Regions from separate parts of the Mus musculus genome. Here region 1 is linked to region 2. A link is a loop called in an ENCODE intact Hi-C map of the cell type or tissue named here. Cell type or tissue: heart. All regions are shown on one strand. Each heading gives the region's core, and the rest is flanking DNA. Links, peaks and the distances in the headings are about the cores only.

What was found. A loop is a pair of places that touch in the nucleus more often than their neighbours do. Peaks named below come from ENCODE experiments on the same cell type or tissue, not always from the same donor. Only the 100,000 strongest peaks of a DNase experiment are listed, where the experiment ranks them.
Region 1: a loop joins it to region 2, with 7 times the contacts of the local background. A loop is called at or near these places in 8 of 42 quality-filtered maps.

What each region holds. Positions count from the first base shown.
Region 1 is chr1:182,375,131-182,378,039 of GRCm38, forward strand. No RefSeq gene overlaps it. Among named protein-coding and RNA genes, the nearest start is that of Trp53bp2, 33 kb to the right of the region's middle. In heart, for the core only: a CTCF peak has its summit at 1,237 (motif pointing right); no DNase peak of the experiment used is centred there.
Region 2 is chr1:182,488,163-182,491,071 of GRCm38, forward strand. It overlaps Capn2 (calpain 2), which reads right to left. Exons shown (of 21, transcript NM_009794.4): 5 at 2,705-2,873; 6 at 1,803-1,886; 7 at 832-917. LOC108167751 (a long non-coding RNA gene) reads left to right here. Exons shown (of 2, transcript XR_003948412.1): 1 at 1-543; 2 at 1,680-2,909. Among named protein-coding and RNA genes, the nearest start is that of Capn2, 28 kb to the right of the region's middle. In heart, for the core only: CTCF peaks have their summits at 1,742 (motif pointing right), 1,972 (motif pointing left) and 2,623; a DNase peak (open chromatin) is centred at 1,839; H3K4me3 peaks cover 652 bases; H3K27ac peaks cover 640 bases.

The DNA of each region.
Region 1 (2,909 bases), core at 228-2,727, 110 kb before region 2:
CTGGAAACCATTCCCCAGTTTGCATCCTACAATCTATCTGGACAAACTGTTACTTTCGATGTTACTTTACACAGACATGCTGGTCTAAATGAATGGCAAAAGAAGAAAACCACATCTCTGAACTCTTGCTACAAACTGCTTATTTTAATGACAGATAGCTGAAGGATGGTCCTCCGAGTCAGCGGAAAGGGGAGTCAGAATCGAAAGCAAAATCAGGCAAGGGTGAGCGGCATTGTCACCCAGAAGTTCTTTCTCAGAGAGACTTCCCTACTCTTTTGAATGTCTTGTTAATGTCACACTGGGACTTGTCACATGGAAGTCTGATAGGTCTGATAGGTCTCTCCATGGGAGACCCCAATTACAATTCTGTGGGGAAAAAATATATCTGAATTTAAATGCTGCTATTTAATCATCCAAACCATTCCGAAGGCTAATCAAGAAGACTCGCGGGTGAGCGGTGTTCTGGAATGAACTTCTCGCCAATGAAACGTACTGCGCATTTGCCTTTGTGCTGAACAGCTCATTGCCACTGTTTAATAGTGTAGCATATTGCTGTATTTTTGCAAAAGAATTTGAGAAGGTACTGGAGCGAGGGGATGATTCTCACTAATGACCAAAGCTGTTTGGTGTGAAATAGAGATGTGTGTGCATGCACATGTGAGCGTGTATAGGTGTGCATGTCCATGAGTGCATCTGTGGAGGCCACGGCCAAAGAGCATCCTCTTCTATCATTGTATACTATTTTCTGAGACATGCCCTTCAGTGGACAGGAGCTCACCGATTGGCTAGACTGGCTGACGACAAAGAGCGCCAAGATTCTTCCTGTCTCTGTCTCCTGATGCTGGGATTTCAGGCACACACCACCACAGTCAGCTTCGGTTTTGAACTCAGGTCTTCATGCTGTGAAGAAAGCATTGTACCCAGAGAACGCTCCCCTATCCTCTCTCTAAGCGACAAATATTGATCATTTACTCACATACAGTAATGCCATATTCTGCACATAACATTTTCAGGGAGCTATAGAGAGAAATTATATTGATGGCGAAAGACAGCCTGACCGAGGACCCTGGCAATGATGATGGGGAAGTAACAGAGTTTGTAGGAGATATTTATGGCCAACCCAGGGCCACTTAAGATGCTTTTGTGTGCAAGAGGAGCTGACCAAATTAAAGAGCCTGTTTATAGTCCATACACGAAGCCACAGAATCATCTGACATGTCGTTTTCCCATTTAGCCACTAGGTGGCCTTTAATGCTTTTAAGTTTTGCACAGGGGGACAAGTCCATTGGGGACTTGGATGGTCTGTCCTGGGCACCTCAGGTGGTGCATCAAAAATCAATCCTACCGTAAGTATTCTTCACTCTGCCAGGAACGACCCATTTCAGAGCCCATCTGGTCCTCCTCGCTACGCTATCATGCCTGCCAGATGGACAGACTTCCCGTTGGGAATTTAAACAACCGTTTGCACAAACCTAATGAGGGCTGAATATAAGCGCTACTGCTCAGGTTCATTTTCTGCCTTCAATAAGCTCTCTTGAGTAGATTATAAAGCTGCGATACGTCTAATACTTAATGTTCTGGTTGAAATAGAATGTTACACCTCATGTTAGAATTACCACAGTCAGTACAGCTTTATTTTAGAAAATAATGTTTCAATGTACTTCATGTTATGCTGGGTCTGTAAAGAGCACCAATAAGAACATTGTATTTCAAAGGAAAATTAGAGGGTCAAAGAATGATTTCATAGTTCCTGTCTTACATGCCTGTTATCAAAATGCTTTTTGATCAGCACCTTTGCCTGGAAGCTCTAAACCTCGATTGAGGGAGCTGTTGGGGGCTGGCTGGCTAGCTTAGCTGGCAAAGGCATCACCACCAAGCCTGATGACCTGAGTTCATTTCCCAGGAGCCACAAGATGGATAGGGAGAACAGACTCCTGCAAGTTGTCCTCTGACCACACCTGAGCCATGGCCCCTGCTCCCACAGTAAAATGTAGTAACAAAGACGCCGTCGGTGTGGGATCTCCCTGCAGCTGTCGGCGTGGGATCTCCTGCCCCGGAAAGTGTTCCTCAAGCCAACACTTTTTCTTTTTGTTTTAAATTGATTCTCTTTTGCTTAGCATGCAGACTATCGAGCATCACTCTGACCCTTTCCTTATGTCTGCAGCCCTATGTTTTGCTGATCTCCACCCCGCAATGAAGTCTTCTATTTCTTCCCTCCTGCTTGCTTTTTCCTGTAAAATGATTCCGTATGTGAACTTGTTCCTCCCAGGAGGGCAGCTTGTATTTTCAGATTATATTTTAATGTATTTCTGTAGAAGTACAAACCTGCACAGAGGCAGGATATCGATTATGGAGGAGGAAGCGGCACATCTTCTAAGGGACTGTGAACCTGCAGCCTCTTTCTCTTCCTCTCTCCTGCATTCTGGCTATGAGGAGAGTTGCTTTCTCTACCACAGTTTGCCCACTATCACGTACTTATGTCTCTGCTAGTCCAAAGGCAGCACAGCCCACCAGTAACGGAAGCCTCCACGCTTGAGGGCCAGATTTCCCTTCTCTCTTTTCTTTGGCTACCTAGGTATTTACTGCAGCTTAGAGTGACAGAAAGCTGGCTCACACTGGGTACCAATCAGAGCACCAGCTTTTAGCAGCTTCCCCCGACCCCCAACAGGGTTTCTCTGTGTAGCCCTGGCTGTCCTGGAACTCACTCTGTAGACCAGGCTGGTCTTGAACTCAGAAATCTGCCTGCCTCTGCCTCCAAAGTGCTGGGATTGAAGGCGTGCGCCACCACTGCCTGGCTTTTAGCAGCTTTTATGACATGCTAAGTTATATTTTTCATCCTTATTTTTTTTAATTTTAAAAATGTCTACTTAAAACCTTAAGTTGCATTTTTCTTCTGGAGCAGCTATTTT
Region 2 (2,909 bases), core at 266-2,765:
GCCCGTAGGCGGTCCTCTGCTGAGGCTAGGGCCGCCTGGAACAAGCCAGAAAAGGGGTAGAGGAAGGGGAAGCGCTTCTGGGAAAGAGTCAAGGGACCAGGTGGACGGCTCAACGGAGCTTTTGTCCCAGAGGGTTGAAGCTTAACAGCTACCGGAAAGCCCTGGGGATCAACAGGCTCATCCCCGCTCTTGGCACACAGTTCATGGCCTTGATTTATTAGGATGACGGGGCCTTTTCTTCCTTTATTTTTTGTTTACACTTATTTGTGTGTGTGTGAGCGCACGCGCGAGTGTGTGCCCCCTCGAATATTCCAGCAGGGTGATGGTGTGCTCTGCCACAGTGCTTTTTTGAAGGTTAGAGGACCACTTGTGGTTAGCAGGTTCTTTCCTCCATGTAGGTCCCAGGCATCAGGCTTGGCGCCAAGCATCGTTACCTACTGGGCCATCTCACTAGCCTGTGGGGTGTGTTTTACCCCAGAGGGCCCAATAGCAGAGTGAACGTGAGCTGGAAAAGGAAGGAGGGACCACGGACCGGACCATGAGGTAGGAAAGAATGTGCCCCGCTGGAGGCCTGGGCCAGGCCATGGCTCCCCAGTGCTGAGTGGTGACCTGTTTGCAAAACCCCTTAGCGAGTCGCAGGCCTGGGGCCCACGCGGTGTGAGGAGTGACCTCAGGACCTCATTTCTTGGCACTGCCCACAGTGCCACCTCTCAGAGCTTCAGCTAGCCCTCCTCAGCCCTCCGTGTAGGGTGTGTGCTCTCTGGCCCCACTCCTCGGCCCTCCCTGTAGAATGCGCGCTCCAGGGGCCCACCCACCCTGTTCCCTTCTCACTTGTCATTCCACTTCCCGGTCCACTCTACTTGTCCCCAGGGATTCCTGATGCGGATCAATTTCTGCAGGCTTCCTGAACTTTCAACCTGAAGGATCCAATGAAAGAAAGGAGAGAGGGACTAAGGGACATGCAGGCTTGGAGGGGCTTGGACACCCCCACTTCAGACAAGTGGGTGGAGGAGGATCATGGAAGCTGGAAGGGACTTAACCCTCAGATCACTGCTGGGCAGCTTTGGAAAATCATAACTAAACTCCAAGTACCCAGGAGCTCGCTCCCCAAGTTCCGGGGAAGCCAATGAAATAAGAATTAAAGCTCTCAGGAGCTGGCTCTAAAGACTGGGCCTTTAATCTTTGTTAGCAGCGGGAGACACCAACAGCCTGGCTAGCTGGCCTGGTGTCTGTGGTTGGGGTGTTAGAGCTAAACATCCGTTAACTAACTGTAACTGGTGGTACTTCTGTCACAGGCTCTCAGAGATGCGTTCTCCGTTGCTTATGATGTTGGGTGAAAAGGAAGATGCTGTTTGGGTTGTTGTTGTTGTTTGTTGTTTTGACAAGGTTTCATTGGGTTACCCTCCTGTCTAGGCTCCGAAGGCTGGGATGACAGGCCCACCATACCTGCAGCTTACTTGTAAATGGCTGGGGGAAAAAAACCCAGCCATTTATATGGAGACAGCATGTGCAGTAAAAGTTAGCCAAGTTAAAATACACATTTAAAAAATAATATTTTTAGAAAATCCTAGCCCTTGAGAAACAGAGGCTAGGATTTCAGGTGTGAGCCACCACGCCCCACGAACAATAATTTAAGAGTGTAAAATAGGAAGTTCTGAGTTTGGGTTTTGTTTTTAAAGCTGATCCAGAGAGTAAAAGAACGCCTGCAGCTGCCTCGGTGACCAGCAGAGGGCAGCGCGCGCCAGGCAGCTGCCGCCCTGGAGGCCCCACCCCGGACAGCCACGTGCTAGCAGGGGGCGTACCTCCTCGGCTCCGGTGACAGAGTACGCATGTCCTTTCACCAACTTCTGGTACGTAACGGCCTCAGAATCTGCAGCGCTGGTGATCTGCAAACACAAGGACAGTAGGTGGCAGCTGCTCCATCCCGGATACAAATGGCCCAGAAAGATGCACATGGCACCCGGGCCTAGTCTGGAAAACTCTGCGCATCCATCCTGCCACCTGGAGGAGCAACTTTTAGTTGCTGATCACCAGGGAGCAAGTTGGCGCATGCCCCCCCTCCCCCCAGATGAGTCACCTTCTAGACAAGGGTCTGTGGGAGGCCTAATGACAGACACCCAAGTGGCAACTGTAGCCAAGATGCTGTGATTCTGCAACCCCTACTCCGCCCAACTAAGTTGCACTGACAGCGACTTTTTAACTTCAGAATCCATGTATTGGGTTGCCAACTCCTTAAAGGCCCTCCTTTCCCATCCTTTGGGCACAGCTTGGGGAAACTCCTGGGGCCTGGACCAGCCTCACTTTCCATCTCCCTGGTGAGGTTTGTTTGCCTGCAAAGCTATTTTGAAGAAGCAGATCCTTCTGGTACTCCCTGGCGTCTTCTCCAGGACCCACCAGCACTGGGACAGAGTGAGGAGAGGTTGCAGGGCTGCTCAAACAACCCTGCAGGTGCCGGACAAGGTGTCAAGACCAGCAGAAGGGGGGTGGGGGGCTTTTTGTGACCTGCGGTCTGTGAGTGGAGTGATACAACACAGTTAGAATGGAAAGTGGGATGGGGATGAAGGTCTGGTGGCACTGTTACTGTATCAATGGCGCCCCTAGAGGACTATTGCCTGGTGACCCTGGGCAAGGGATGCACCCATGCCTTAAGGAGCTTCTGGGTGGCGGCGGACTTGAGTGCTTGCGGAGGGTGATGGAGACTTACATCGATAGAGCAGCCAAGCAGAGAACCTTTCTCCAAAGCCTTCTGGATGATCTTGAACAAGTTGGGAGGAGGCTTCCTCAGCTCATACCACTCAGCAATGCCTCCTGTGAAGTCTTCAAAGCCTTCCGTGGTGGCACCCCCTGAGAGTGCTTCATAGCACCCATTGATCCTGAAGGGGGAATTCATGCTGCAACAGGGAGCCTTC